Regions from separate parts of the Mus musculus genome. Here region 1 is linked to region 2. Evidence: chromatin loops called from intact Hi-C (ENCODE). Cell type or tissue: gastrocnemius. All regions are shown on one strand.

Region 1 (8,000 bases), 150 kb after region 2:
GTTTTAACCACTTTGCATGATCCTAGGATTCTAGGACACAACTGACAAGAATTTAAAACTATTCCTCACAGACTTCATTCTGAACTGCCATTGTTTCTACGCAGAAGAAGTGCTCAACATCAGGGGAGAGGGCCAACGATCCAGGATCCCTTGCATGGCTCTGGGTCAGCCCGGTGTTCTTCGTGATGGCATGGTTCTACCTTGTCTTAGTCAGGGTTTTACTGCTGTGAACAGACGCCATGACCAAGGTAACTATTATAAAGACAATATTTAATTCGGGCTGGCTTAATTAGGTTCAGAGGTTCAGTCCATTATCATCAAGGCAGAACATGGCAGCGTCCAGGCAGGCATGGTGCAGGAGAAGCTGAGGGTCCTACATTTTCATCTGAAGGCCGCTAGTAGAAGACTGGCTTCCAGGTGGCTAGGACGAGGGTCTTAAAGCCCACACCCACAATGACACACTTCCTCCAACAAGGCCACGCCTCCAAGTAGTGCCACTCCCTGGGCCAAGCATATTCAAACCAGCACATACCTGGATCCTGAGGAAGCATGCTAACAGACTGTGTGTATGAGCTGATGATAACTCAGAAAAGGACACACAGACTAATACCCTCCTTGCTGCACCTCTAACCTGAACACCACAGGACAGACAGATGCTGTGGCTACAATTCCAGTTTTCCTTCCTCCAGTGATGAACATCCCCTAAGAGCAGTTTGCCTCTCACTGTAAAATATGAATGTTACTATGGAGACACTGAGGCTGGTGTGAACACACAGGGTCCAAAACTTTCCTTCTTCTTATGTACGTGTATGTAGCATGTGTGTGCCTATGTGATGCATGTGTGCATGGGTATGGAGGGCATAGGTTGGTGTCAGGTATCTCCCTCAGCCTCTCTGTTATACTTTGAGACAGTTTCTCCCTAAACTCAGGGCTCAACGAGTGTCCATCATGACTGGCTAATGAGCCCTGCATCCCCCCTCTCCAACTGTGGAGTTACAGATGCGAGGGAGTATGTCTGGCTTTTACAGGAATGCTGGGTGTCTGAACTCAGGTACTTAGCTTCAGTGGCAGGTACTTTGCTGGACTGTCTGAGTCAATGCCCCGCCTCCACAGCGTTCCATTTTCAGATGCACAGAACAAAAATAACACCATAGAATAAAGTAAGAGAAGCAAGCTGTGAGTCCGCTAAAGCCATAGAAAAGAAAAATAATATCTTATGATTTTATGTGTATGTGTGCTTTGCCCGAATGTGTGCATGTGCACTGTGTGTGCCCGGTACTAAAGGAGGTCAGGAGAGGGCACTGGATGCCCTGTGAACTGCCATGTGGGTATTGGAAATCAAACCTGGGTCTTCTGTAAAAGCAACTATGTTTTTTAATTGCTCAGGCAGTTCTCCGGCCCCTTGTAGCCACTTTTACGTATGTGCATGCCCATAGGGTTTCTAAACTCAGTGTGTCATTATGCCATAGCAGAATAACAAGACAACATGTAACCAAGGAAGCCTTGGTAGGAGAATATACCCAGGCTGGGGTTCTAGCAGACAAATTTTACTCAGAAATAATAGATTTCTTGCTTCAAGCAGCGCATTACGGATGGAAAAGTTGGTTTTAGACAGAAGATAAACAGGATTGCTGTTTGCTTTTCAAATGACCTCAACGTTTAAAAATGCTAGGAGCAGATGAAGAGTCGGGCTAATCCTGGGCAGGAGGAACTTGACACAGACAGTGTCACCCTTCTCTGTGGTAACCCCAAGTCTGCCTCAATGCACTCTGGCTACACTTCCTCTGTAAGCAGAGTCACGCTGGACCCAGTCAGCACTGTCCGACTGGGAGGTCTCTCTGGGGTTTAGGGACTGAGTGGCCAGCACGGTTAGGCGCTTTCCTATATTGTTCATCTAGGAACGCCTCGTAGACATTGTTCCCTTTGAGCTGACGTGATGGCTTAGCAGTGTGAAAGTCAGCATGGCAGAAACAAGAGACACCCTGCCAACAAGGTGGAAAGAGAGCATGCTTGAAAGTTGTCTTCTGACTTCACACACACACACACACACACTCCCACCATAGACACACACACTACAAACACACACATATACAAACACACTTCACACACACACCACACACACCATAAATACACAAACACACACATATACAACACATACACATGCATACCACCTTCCTACAGCACACACATACACCACACACACACATCACACATACACAGACACACACACCACCCCTACATACCACACACACACATCCCACGTACACACACGCTGACAATGATAATGATGATAAAAACTGAAAACAATAAGGAAGCGTGCTCCTCTCCGTGCACACGTTCGAAACGTGCACACGTTCAAAATGCTAAGCAGGCCCCGAGTTTCTTTGCTTGGCTCTCAGTGAAATAAAGTTAGTGATGATTAAAGTTGGTTATCACACAGCTTAGAAATTTCCAGTGGTACTCAGCATAAAATTGCTAATGTTTTCAAGGACAAACGATTGTGGATTTCTAAGTTTGTTATCTTTAAAATGAATGTGTGTGTGTGTGTGTGAGTATGTGTGTGTATATGTATATGTATGTGTGTGTGTATGTATGTGTGTGTATGTGTGTGTGTGTATGTGTGTGTTTGTGTGTATGTGTGTATGTGTATGTATGTATGTGTGTGTGTATGTATGTGTGTGTATGTGTGTGTGTATGTGTGTGTGTTTATGTGTGTGTGTATGTGTATGTATGTATGTATGTGTGTGTATGTGTGTGTGTATGTGTATGTATGTGTGTGTGTCTGTGTGTCTGTGTGTCTGTGTGTCTGTGTGTGTGTGTGTTTGTGTGTAGGGGATGCCGTGGAGGTCAGAGGACAACTCTGGGAGTTGGTTTTCTACTTCCAAGGACCAAACTCAGGTTGTCAGACTTGATGGTAAGGGCTTTTACATGCTGAGTTTCTCAGTTCCAATATGCATCCTCCCCTCCCCTCCCCTCCCCTCCCCTCCCCTCCCCTCCCCTCCCCTCCCCTCCCCTCCCCTCCCCTCCCCTTCTTCCTCTTCCTCTTCCCCTCACTCCCCTTCCCTTCCTTCCCCCCAGCACTTTGCTCTGTTGTCCGGGCTGGCTGCCACACTCTGGGCTACACTTCTCCATCAGTGGAAGCCTGCACCTTTTTCTCGGGAGTGCTGACTCATTCCAGCCGGGCTGTCGCTATTGTTTCTGAGCTATGCTGGCTTATAATGTTGTCTTCCTGGAATTTAAAAAAACCCCACAGACTCTTGGAAAGGACTGGCTTCTGGTAACCCTGTATAGTCCTTGACAGAGCCTCAAATCTCTATTTGGCCAAGAGCTTAAAGATAGTATTGATTTATAAAAAGTGATCTGTGTAGTCAGGAGCACAGACATTATAAGAAGCAACGCTGTGGTTATCACATTATTAAGGCTTAAAGAAAACCAGCAGTCTTGTATTTTTGGCAGGCAAACATGATTTATTTGTTTTCTGTTATTATTAATAGTGTGCCTTTACTGTTAATCTTTTTCTTTAAAGATTTACTTTATTTTTATTTTATGTGTATGAGTGGTTTGCCTGTCTATAGGTATGTGCACTACCTGTGTGTGCCTGTGGGAGGCAGAAGAGAGCACTGGATCCCTTGGAACTGGAGTTACAGATGGGTCTGAGCCGTTGTGTGGGTGTTGGGAACTGAATCTGGGCCCTCTGCAAGAGCAGAGAGTACTCATGACAGTTGGGCCATCTCTCCAGCTCCTATGTTATTTCTTGATCACAATTTTAGAGTTAATTCCTGACATCGTTTCCTGCCATTCGTAGTGACTCCTCAAATACTACACCTCCATTTTGCATTAATCTATTATTCTCTTCCTGCCATCCTGCTCGTTCTATGGTGACAGTATTTCCTCGTGTTTCTCCCTCTTTCCTTATGGTACACATTCTTCCTTGTTGCACATTTATGAATGAGGACATTACTCCAGAATATTTATGCACCGGGACATATTTCACTTATTTCTTTAACAAGAACCCACTGGCAGAATAAAGGAAATTAAAATAAAAAAATAGCATAACCAGAAAGATGATGCAACAAGCGCAGTCGTCAGCCATAGGGAGAAATGCCAAGAGAGTTCTGAGAGCCATAGACAGTTGTAACACGTCAGTAATCTAAGGGGGAAGAGGGATTCTATTTAAAACATACAAAAGAAGATTATGGTCAAGAGAAACAAAAAACGGAACCCCACCACCTGATGAGGATCAGGGTCCAAGGGCATCTGCTGTGGCTAAGGCCAGTGCACAGTCTATTTCCTCACAGAGAGGCCTGCTCTCTTCTCTAGTTAGGAGGACATTTCTTGACACTAGAGCCACTTACAGACAAGGCGGGGCTAGGCTTGGCAGGGCGGGGCTGAATAGGATGGGGCGTGGCTAGACCGGGAGGGGAGGGCTGGGCTAGGTAGGGCGGGGCTGGACTGTACTTGGCAGGGCTTGGTGGGCGGGACGGAGTGGGGGCAGGGCGGGGCGGAGCTAGATAGGGTGGGCGTGGCTAGACAGTGTAGGTGAGGGCTGGGTGGGTCGGGGGTAGGGGAGGGCCGGGCTGGGCTGGGCAGGGCTTGGCAAGGTGGGGCGGGGTGCAGCCCGTGAACAGGTTTTCAATTCATATTTAGCTATTATTTCACTTTGCTGTGCACTCGTGGCTACGGGCAGAATTTTTCCTATAAATTACACGTTGAGATCTTCCTTTCTGGTCCCTCAGCATGTATCTGTGTGTAGGAATTAGGGCTATAAGCGACTGAATAAGGCAAAATTCTGTGGCATGGTGGCCTACCCCAGTACGACTATTATAGCTGCAGCATGTGGAGTTTGGGGCAAACACTCGTAGAGGGATGCCCCGAGAAGACATAGAGAGTCACAGAAGATTAGAACAAGTCACTCAAGGGAGGGACGCCCACTGTGACAACATGGGATGGGGGTGACGTGGGGTGGGGTGGGGTGGGGTGGCTGCAGAAGAGCAATTGAATTTCACCTTGAGGTTTTGGCCTTCAGAAGCGGGAGAAGAAGGATTTTTATTTTCTGTTTATTCCACCTGCTTTGTGGGATATTTTATGGTGTTTTAAGTAAACAAATACAGGTGATGTTTTAGTTTTTTTTTTTTTAGGTTTTAAAAGAAAAAGTCTTTAAAATTCTTTCAGAGGATGGGCGTGAAAAGCTAACAACACTCAGGGGAGCTGACTGTCCACACAGGAACACAACACACACTTCTATTTAGTGTCCAGCCTTGTGCTGACTCCAAGGTGCGTTTGAATCCAGCCCCCACCAAGGCTCTTTTATTTCTTGTTCACGATCTCCCTTTCCATGCTTGAAGACAGAATTTCTCTTCCTTCTTAGATGACTGCCTTGTGTCCCATCTGACTCCTGTCTTCTAGAAGTGTGTTGGCATATCTTATTTGAGCCTGGCTGCTCTTGTTAACATAGTTTCTGTTGCTATGCTTTAAAAAGCGTTATGACATTTGGAAAAAAAAAAAGATCTGCATGAGTCTAACATAACTTTACTTGATGTCAAGTTATAAAATGATTAGTTGTGGGGCTCATTAGGCCCCAATTCCAATTAAAAATATAATTCTAAACTTTAATTTTTAAAAGTGTGTGTTTGTGTATATGAGTGTGCTGTGGTCCATCGGTGGGAGTCTGTATGCAGGAGTCAGTTCTCTTCTCTGCCCACCGTCCTGGGTATACAAGTCAGGTGACCAACCCATCGGCAAACCTCTTTTATACACTAAGCCATCTTGCCTGCCTCATACACATTAACTTTTACCACCTCATTGCATGTACAGACAGTTTATTGGAAGATTTTTTAGAGTGAATTAATAAGTACTTTTATTATGTAAAATGGGCATAATTATGAACCAAATTTGATCTCATATAAATAATACAGTCCGTAGAGGGCAAAAAAAAAAAATCTTTGTGTACACAGATAAGCACTGGGGAAGACAGGAAAAATTAAGTACACAGTTTATCTCTTCAAGGAATGAAGTGCTTATCTGTTTCTCCAGGAATGCTGGGAACGGTTGTGGTTTCTACCTGATAATCCTCTGCTCCCTGATGAGCCAGGCTCTCCCTGTATCTCCCACATTGCTGGGATATACTTTACTTACTCCAGACCCTTTGCTGCTAAATCACCACCATTGCTTTTAGACCTCGTGAATGACGTCACATGTGCTTTACAAGAGCATAAGTGACTTCTATGCTCCCTTAGGGTCAGGACAATCCTGGCACCCACAGGTACTCTGTTTCCCTCGGTCAGTCTCCCTGGACTCTAAATCTGGGTCTCCATTTCTGAGTCAATAGTACCCAACTTGGTGAAAAAAGCCAGATGTACTTTGTAAAGAATTTCAATGTAAACATGTCTTAAATTTGTTATGCACTTGGGACTGAGTTAACTGTTATCAGAAAACTTTTTTTTTTCCCAAAATGGTACTCTGCTTAAATATGGCTAAAATAAATGAACTGGTTGGTGTCAGACTCTGGAAGTCCTGACCAAGCACAGCTACCTAAATTAGATTGAACCAAGTTTCATTCTTGCCTCTTTGTGGATCGTTTCCATGACTGCTGTAAAGCCTGCAGAGACCCTCCACAATAACCAACGTATTAGAAGTTACCTAACAGTGTATTTTACTGTAGTAGAAAGTGGCCGGAATCACAGCATTTTGTTGTTGAGTATTACCATACTGTTTTGGACAACTGTTAGCCCTGGGCATCAAATCCATGCTATACATATTGAGCAGCCTTCAGGTCAAATCCATACTATACATATATACATACATACATACATACATACATACAGCACAGCCTCTAGGGTTTGCATTCCTCTCCGAGTTATGTAACATTAATAGATTACAGAGAGATTCCAAGTTTTCTTTCTGAGCTGGTTGTCTTTACGTGAACATGTGGAATGTAGATTTTCCTGGAAGAACACAGGATGCAGCAACACTCATTAGAGCTCCCATACCTCAGGCTGACAGCCCAGCTCTGAGAGACCACTGTTTGATTTCATATTCACATGCTGTGTGGATCCCCAGAAACATACTGCCTTTGCCAGCTTAAAGTTGATTTTAAAAAACCATACTGGCAAATGTTAGAGAAAGATGTAAAGGGAGGTTTTTTCAACCTAAGATTGCAAATATTTTTCTGCCTTTCTGGCTCATTTTGAATGCATTGACATGATTTCTGCATATTTTAAGCATACCACCAATGAGTTACCAAGCTTTTGTGCTCTTTTCCATGGTACTTGGGTCAGAAATTGTTTTCAATAGTTGGTATTTTTTTTCTCTTTCACTTTTTTTTGTTCCTATCCAAAAACATCATCAACTAAGTGCTTTATAGGGAATATGTTTCATTTAGCAGACAGTTTTAGAGGATCTTTAACAAGAGCTTTCTAGTTACATCTAGGCATCACAAATGGCATCAGTCTGAAGGGTATGGGACCAAAGCCATGTGGCCAGAGAGGAAGCAAGAAACCCAGGCGAGGCCAGACTGGCTCTTGTCTAACAACACTCTCCCAGTCACTTTCTCGGAACCACTTTGATCCAGTCACCAGGTGACCACGGCATAAGATCTTGCACTGGGTCACACGTCCGTCGTTCAGGCTTCATCACCTCCCAACACTATCACATTGGGGAATTAAGCTGCAGCATGAGTTTTGACAGAGACAACTCATATCCAATATTCATCAGCACTTGCCTTTGTCTTTGGACTACCAACAGCCCTATGAAGGACACAATGTTACCCTGACTTTGACACCACTTAAAAGAAGGGAGGTAGGTACTAGAAGATTGAAAAGTTTAGCCTTACTGTGCTCTAGGATGTGAACTCAGCACAGCCACCACATCTACACTTTTATTCCACAGCCACCAAAGCATCTACAGTCCTATTTACTAACCCATTGTGATTTGTAGTGACCGTGTCTCTGTCACCTAATGCCAAAAGGTTTCCTGCATTACAGGGAGACGCTTAGTTAGAC
Region 2 (8,000 bases):
CAGGCTAGGGAAGCACCCTACTGCACTGTAATTCAGTTTTTACCTCTTCCTGCCCTCTTGTGTTTTGAGGCAGAGCTTCCACAGGAGGCTGGCCTAGAGCTCTTTTTCCTCCACCACCCAAGAGATGGGTCTATTGGTGTGTCCCACTATGTCTTGTTTTATTTTGGCTTTTCCAGATGAGGTTTCTTTGTGTCTTTTCTTTTTTAAGCTTAGTGTTTTTAAACACTACATTTCCTCATCTAACATTTATTGAGCAAAGTGAACTCAAGTCATTGGTAACATAATAGAGATTTTCTGTCTTCAAAGTCATTGGTAACCTGAGTACTCCCATGCAGCGCTTCATGAGAGAGAGGTCTTGTTATGGAGAAATCGCCCTAACTTGACGGTTTCAGGGCAGTTGGCTATTCTACCAGGTGGGTTTCAGATTGAATTCAGATTGTCAGACTTGATGGCCCATCTAGTTGTCTTCTAGTTGATTAGAAGTTCAATAAATAGACCCTGTTACACTCTTTCTTTTTCCCTCCTCCCCTTCCTTTTCTTTTTGTGCTTAGGGTCAACCTTTGTGCCTTGTACACCCTAGTGCTGTACCTAGCATTCAGCTAAATTCCCTAGCCTAAGTTTGATTTTCTTCTAACTTAGCAGTTAGAAATCAAGTTTATGAATTTCATAAATGAAGAGATTATTCTTTGGGTTCATTTACATGGCTGTATTGTCAAGATTATTTTCTTAGAAAAGATCTGTGTTGTGTGAAATTATTTTATTTCTTAAATTCTTTAAGAACTTTGTGATTACCTCCCTGTTAGGTCTCAGAAACCCAGTACAAATGGCAAGCTGAGGTGCCTATTTAACACATTAAAGCCAACTTTGTCCTTCATGTTCTTTCATCAGCCTCCTGTCCCTACAGGTCACAGAGTGTGGCCATCCTCATACCCTGCCCCATACCCTAAACTTCTTCAGCCCTTCCACCTTCAGCTGCCCTTCCTGATGAACCTAGTCATTTTGGTTACCCATCCTTTTGTATACCCTTTACCCTCTTGTTCTCCTGGTCGTCTGTCTCCTGCCCCCCACCCCCAACTCCTCGCTGGCCCAGCTCAGGGTTATGTTCAGTCTGGATGCTCCCAGATGTCTCAGCCTGAATATATATATATATATATAAATTTTCTTCTCCACCATGCCTAGGAACAGTCATTTTATTTCTTTTTATATTCATTCCATCTCCAACACATGCATGCACACTGTCCCTTACTCTGTCCAGACAGTGTCTCCTGTATTCTAGGCTGGCCTTGAACTTGCTTCAGAACCCTATAAGGTTGGTCTTAAATTCTTGAACCTCCTTCATCCTCTCCGTAAGTGCTAGGATTAGGAGCCTGTGCTTCCACACTTAGACCTGTAATACTTTCCTGTACTGACTCTAAGCTTTACTCCAGACCTATCATCTTCCCACCCACCAGGCCTCCCACATGCTAGGTCAGTGCTCTACCATGTAGTCTCCTCCCAACCCCCCGCCCCCGCCCCGCCCCCATGCATTTAATGCACTTAGAGTTCTTCACTTGAACTATTCCCACCAAATATAAACTTGTGTTGTTTTTACAGTAATGTTTCTTTGCTTTGGGAGAAATTTTGTTTTGTCTTTGCCATGATTTTTTTAAACTTGTAAATACAGTTAAGTGTCCTAAGCATAGAGGTTTCCCACGCGCACAGCAGAGTGGCTTTGCATAGACTGAGAAGCCCATCCCCCTCCTAGCTATTACTCATCCTTCCCCAGGGAACCCAGGACATGTGATAGCCTGTTTGCTTCTAGCATAGGATCTTGCAACATGGGCTTTGTTGTGTTTAGCTTTTTTACTCAACATTGTGAGAATCATCTGTTTTCTCTCCACTTCGTTTTGTGGCCTGAGGAAGTAGAGGGATCTCAACACTAACTCAGATAGTTCTCACAAATGTTGCAGTTGTCAAGAAGTATGGGAGCAGCCAAAGAAAAGCTGCATTGCACTGGTAGAATATACTTGTTTTATTGTCGTTTAAGTAAGCCGAACAGTTTTAGTTTGGTCATTAACACCTTACAGCAGTACCTCAGCTACTCCAACTTCATTTTGTGTTGAAGGTTTGAGTTCAGCATTCCTGACTAGTTAGTGCATTCCTGACTAGTTAGTGCATTCCTGACTAGTTAGTGCATTCCTGACAGACTAGTTAGTGCCTCTTCATTGGATAGCTTGCTTTACATTCTTGGAATTCCGAAGCTACTAGTGATTCCCAGTTTGGGGGATGTTTGTAGAATCTTCAGTTATTATAAAATCTGTTGGAAGAGTCCACTAAGAAAAGTCCTAATTTATTTATTTATTTTTGGTTTTTGAGACAGGGTTTCTCTATAGCCCTGGCTGTCCTGGAACTCATTCTGTAGACCAGCCTAGCCTTGAACTCAGAAATCCGCCTGCCTCTGCCTCCGGAGGGCTGGGATTAAAGGCGTGCCGTCGAAAAGTCCTAATTTAAATTAAAGCTGTTCTCATTCAAAATGTTTAGGTACCTAGTAGTGTGCAGATTATAAAGTCACATTGTAAACTGCTATACAAATGTGAATTACCTGAGACCCTTACCCAGTTGGTATCTCTTTCTGACTGCATGACATAAATGAAACTTTCTTAGCAAAAATTCTATATATTCTACCACTTTGCTTTGTTTGTTTGTTTGTTTTTCGAGACAGGGTTTCTCTGTGTAGCCCTGGCTGTCCTGGAACTCACTCTGTAGACCAGGCTGGCTGGAGTCCACCTGCCTCTGCCTCCCCAGTGCTGGGATTAAAAGTGTGCGTCACCGTCGCCCGGCTGCTTTTTAATTTTTAAAATTATTGAGAAAGATTTGTTACTGTGGTTTTACACTTATTTCAAGCATTCTTAATTGCTGAGCTCTGTTTTTGATGGAACATTTAGGAGAACATTATGTTATGGATAATGGAAGACAGAGTGAATTGTGATTGTTAGTTATTTATTATTCTTGATAAATGTATGTGTTTGTGTGTTGCTAGTGATGAAGCCCTGGGCCTTGAGCAAATAGTCTTCTATTCATCTATAGTGGATCAATAAATGCCTTTTGCAGGGGCCTGTGTGTGTCCCCATCCATCTGTCCGTCTGTCTTGTCTGTCTTGCATATACCTCATTTGCCCAGGACGGTCTCAAGCTCATTGTGTAGCAGAGGATAACTTTGAACTCCCTATCCTTCTGCCTCCACCTCCCAAATGCTGAGATTCCAATGTTGCTTGGCCCACAAATGCTGGTGTTGTTGAACTAGTCAGAGCATTTTCCACTTTGACCTTAGCTACTTGCATACTTTTCTGTTTAGCTGCCTTTGATTAATTTGTAACTATAAGGCACAGGCTCTCATGGTTTGCTATGCTTCATAAACCACTTCAAAGGTTGTTTTGTTTTACTTTGGTTTTGAGGCAGGATTTCATTAGATAATCCCAGATGATTCTGAACAGAAAATCTTTGTCCCAAACGACCAAATGCTGGATCATGGTGTGTACCACTGCATCATGCTTGGTTTGAGTTTTGTTGATTTTTAAGACAAGGTATCTCTAGGCACCCAGACTAACCTCAAGGTCAGGGTGTTCTTTGTCAGCCATCCATATACCGTGCTGAGGTGACAGAACTGTGCCATGGTCAGTGTTTAGGGGCAGAGACAGGCACAGCCACCTGAGGAGCTCCCCACTGAACCATGGTTTGTTCATGACACGACACTCAATTCAGGAATTTCAGGACTAGCTAATGAAACAGTTGTAAATTTGATTAAAGATATTTTATTTCAATAGAGGCTTCAGTGTGAGAGAGAGGCCAAAAAGAGATACCCAGAAGAAAGCAAAGCAAGGTACATGGGTGTGGGCTTCTCCTAGATGAGGCCCTGGCTTTCGTAGGATTTTGGTTTAATTGAAAGTTACTCTTATCACTGGTTTGCCCTTGAAGGCACCTAATAGGATTATAATTGTTAAACTAGAAGTCTAGTCCCACAGGTAATGGGAAAATAGGTTATCTTTACTGTTAATAGTTTTTTTTTCTTAGTTTTATTTTATGTGTATGAATACCTGGTCCTGGAAGCCAAAGAGGGTATCAGATACCAATGTGGGTGCTGGGAATTGAACCCAGGTCCTCTGGAAGAGCAGTCAGTACCCTTAACCTTAACTACTAATCTATCTCTCCAGCCCCTATTGTAAACTGTTCTCTTTGAGAGTCTCTGGCTCTGTCTAGGGAGTGAGGCCTTGCCCAAGGTCCTGTATGTTCAGGTGTCAAGCTTAGGTCATGTTTGTGTAACAGTAAGTATCTGTTTACGGAAGTTGTGTTGCCAGGCGTTTACAGCAGATGCTGGCTGTGCTGGAGCTGCTTCCATAGTTATTGAGGGGCTCCAGGCAGACTCTGCCATGCTGGGCTCCTTCTGTGTTTTCTGTCATGCTTCAGTGCAAGGGGCTCCTTAACACTGAAGTATTCGAAGAAAATGTTTGGCATAATTTTAAGATTTAGTTTGTGAATTAAATAAACAACAATATACTACTAATAAAAATTCTTATATCTTTAGCTACACTTTTGGTTTTGCCAGTAATTTAAAAGTTGAAAAGAATGGAGACTGGAGGATGACTCAGGTGTTGCTCTTGCACCAGGGCTGCACACCTGGGGTCAGTTTCTAGCTACCATCTCTACCACAGTTATCCCTAACCCCAGCTCCAGAGGGCCTGGCACCCGCCCTCGCCTGACCAGTGCAGGCAGCAGGCTAAACACTCATGCACAGAATACGCTTGTGAAAAAATTATTTTCCCTTTATTCATATTGTGTGTGTGTGCTCTGCCTGCGTGTATGTTTGTGCATCACTTGCATGTAATGCTTACAGAGGCCAGAAGACGATATCTTCTGCATCTGAATTCACAGATGGTTAGGAGCGGCCATGTGGGTGTTCTGGAAGAACAGCTAGTGTGCTCTTCTTATACTGCAGAGACACCGCTTCAGCCCCAAATAAAAGGTTGTTTGTTTGTTTGTTTGTTTTTTAAGTTTAAGAGAGTTGCTGATGTAGCATGGGTTTTGACCACTGAAGAATTTGGAATTGGCCATGATTGAACACCTGTTTGTGGGCAGTTGGCCCTTTTTATAGTTTTATAGTTTGGGTGGTATAGTATGCACATGGGTTTGAAACTTGAATTTAAATTCTGACTCTAGCCCTATTAGCTCTGTATGTTTAAGCAAATTCCTATGTCTCAAAGCTGTAGCTTCCTTATAAATAAACTTAGTGTGTTCTAGTTGGAATCTGCACCACAAAGACTTGTGAGTACTGCTGTAGACACGGGTGTTTGTAGTTTGTCACACAGTGGCCTGTTACTCCAAAGCTCATGTTCTTCCAAAACCACTCACAGCTATAAACTGAATGTTTCCGTTAATAAGTAGTGGCTGTGTTAGCTTGCAGTTATAGTAGTTCTCAGAAAAATGGATTTCAGGAAGTTGAGTGAAAAGATAGGCAATGACTGAATAGTATGAGCCATCAGTACTGATAGATAACCCTCTGCGTACATTGTTACTGAAAACGACAACATATGAGTTTAGGTAAATGTGTGAGTGACCTGAAAACTCTAACTTTGTTAGGTGAGGGGTGGTGCTGCATGCCTTTGGTTTGCATTCAGCTTTTGGGAGGCAGAGCTACTAGCCTCATCTACATAAGGAGATAGTTCCAGGCAAGCCAGGGTTACAAAGTGACCTACAAAACCAGACAAAACCATGAAACAGCACCTCAGACAGATGAAGTAACAGGCTGGACCAGTAGGATTCCATGTTGGCTGGTATGCATTTGCAATGTTGGCCTTGCTTCTGAAAGCTATTTTAGGAAGGTGAGTTTAGGGAAGAACTAGAGAGGTGACTGGTACTTCCTGCCTCCTCAGAGGATCCCAGTTTGATTTTCAGTACCAACATCACAGTTCACAGCCACAGATAGCACCATGTGTGATCACAGACACACAGGATTAAGAACTTGTAGTAATAATGAATTTTTGTTTTGCTTTGTTTTGTTTTGTTTTTTTTTTTTTGATACAGGGTTTCTCTGTGTAGCCCTGGCTGTCCTGGAACTCACTCTGTAGACCAGGCTGGCCTCGAACTCAGAAATCCACTTGCCTCTGCCTCCCAAGTGCTGGGATTAAAGGCATGCGCCACCATCGCCCAGCTTGTTACTTTTGTTTTATTATATTTTATTAGCTTCCTTTTTTATATTATTAAGGGGGAGTTTTTGATGTGTCAAAAGCAGAATCTGAGAACTATTGAGGAACCTGAGTGTGCTTAGTGGGGAGAAGGGAAGGGAAGACCTGATAAAAACTAATAAAGAATTCCAGGATACTGCTAGCTGTTTTCCATAAGCAGTAATGTTTTTAAAAATCCTATTAAAATAAAATCAAGGGGCTGGAGAGAGGGCTCTTTGGTTAAGAGCATGTACTAATCTTTCAGAGTACAGGTGATTCACAGCTGTCTGTAACTGTGTATAACATCAGGGGGTGGTACCTCTGAGCTCTTCAGGCTCCTGGACTCATGTACACACACCAAGACAGACACACCATCTGTCCTTAGGGTCTCTATAGCCCTGGCTATCTTGGAACGTGTGTCATCTGTGCAATACTGGTTGTGCCACACTCCACACCAGTTAAAAGGATTCCTCACTGGGAATCTTCCCAGGTGATCCTAGGGCCAAGTTGATAAAACCAACCTCACATATGTATTCAAAGACATTTGAGGAGCTACTCGGAGTCTTTATTCCTTTTCTTTTCCCATTCATGCCTCCACCCTAGAAACTTTATTTTTAATATGGAAAAATAGTTAACTACCTTACTCGAGTCACCACCCCCTCCATCACTGAAAGGGACAGCAGTCAGATTACATCTTTTATTTGCCACGTGTTTATTTTTAAAATCTGCTTTTAAAATGCAGTCTTCATGAGTGGCTGTGAAGGGGAATGGGGTGACAACTGCACAGGTGTCTGTTATCTGTATTAGGTACTAGCAATGGGAAGCTGCTTGTTGCTCAGTTCTGGGGGTGGGGGTGGGGTGGGGAAAGGGACAACTTGGGGACAGTAGTGCTTACTTTGGCTTTTTTGTTTTGTGTACTTAACGTAGAAATTTTGATTAGAAAAACTTTACAGTTGCTAAGGATTGAACTTAGGTTTGGTACACGCTAGTAGCTTCCTTAGTGCTGGGCTGCACTCCAGCTCACAGAAGTGCTTTTGTTTGTACGCTATTGTGTTTCTTATTGAAACATGAAACACATGACTCACTTTTGCTTCTTTAAAATTTCTTAATTTAATAGAAAATTTTCTATATTTAAAGGTCAGTTTTAGTGCTAATACCATCTTCTATTTAATTGTTATAGCTTTGTCTCACTTTTGTTGTTTTCCCAACTGTGATGGTTTGTATATTCTTGGTCCAGGGAGTGGCACCTTTTGGAGGTGTGGCCTTGTTGGAGTAAGTGTGACCTGGTTGGAGTAGGTGTGTCACTGTGGATGTGGGCTTAATACTTTCACCCTTGGTGCCTGGAAGTCAGTCTTCTACTAGCAGCCTTTGGATGAAGAAACAGAACTCTCAGTTCAGCCCTGCCTGCGCCATCCTGCCTGGTTACTGCCATGCTCCCACCTTGATGATAATGGGCTGAACCTCTAAACCTGTAACCCAGCCCCGATTAAATGTTATTATTATTTTTTTTTAATAAGACTTGCCTTGGTCATGGTGTCTGTTCACAGCAGTAAAATCCTAAAACAGAAGTTGGTACCAGGGACTGGGGTATTGCTGTGATAGGCCTGACCATGCTTTTATTTGAAAGAATGTGGATGTTGGGACTTTGGATTTGGAAAGCAGTGGAATGCTTTAAATGGGGCTTAATGGGCCATCCTAGTAGGAATATGGAAGACTTTGTTGCTGGGAGTGATTTGAACTGTGTTGACCTGGCCCAAGAGATTTCAAAGGAGAAGAATTTCAGAATGTGGCATAAAGACTGTTT

What was found. A loop is a pair of places that touch in the nucleus more often than their neighbours do. Peaks named below come from ENCODE experiments on the same cell type or tissue, not always from the same donor. Only the 100,000 strongest peaks of a DNase experiment are listed, where the experiment ranks them.
Region 1: a loop joins it to region 2, with 2.2 times the contacts of the local background. A loop is called at or near these places in 1 of 42 quality-filtered maps.

What each region holds. Positions count from the first base shown.
Region 1 is chr3:152,553,491-152,561,490 of GRCm38, forward strand. The region is part of intron 6 of Ak5 (adenylate kinase 5); the gene reads right to left. Among named protein-coding and RNA genes, the nearest start is that of 3110067G11Rik, 68 kb to the left of the region's middle. In gastrocnemius, a CTCF peak has its summit at 3,580; no DNase peak of the experiment used is centred here.
Region 2 is chr3:152,400,703-152,408,702 of GRCm38, forward strand. The region is part of intron 1 of Zzz3 (zinc finger, ZZ domain containing 3); the gene reads left to right. Among named protein-coding and RNA genes, the nearest start is that of Zzz3, 8.7 kb to the left of the region's middle. In gastrocnemius, no CTCF peak of the experiment used is centred here; no DNase peak of the experiment used is centred here; H3K4me3 peaks cover 579 bases; H3K27ac peaks cover 5,733 bases.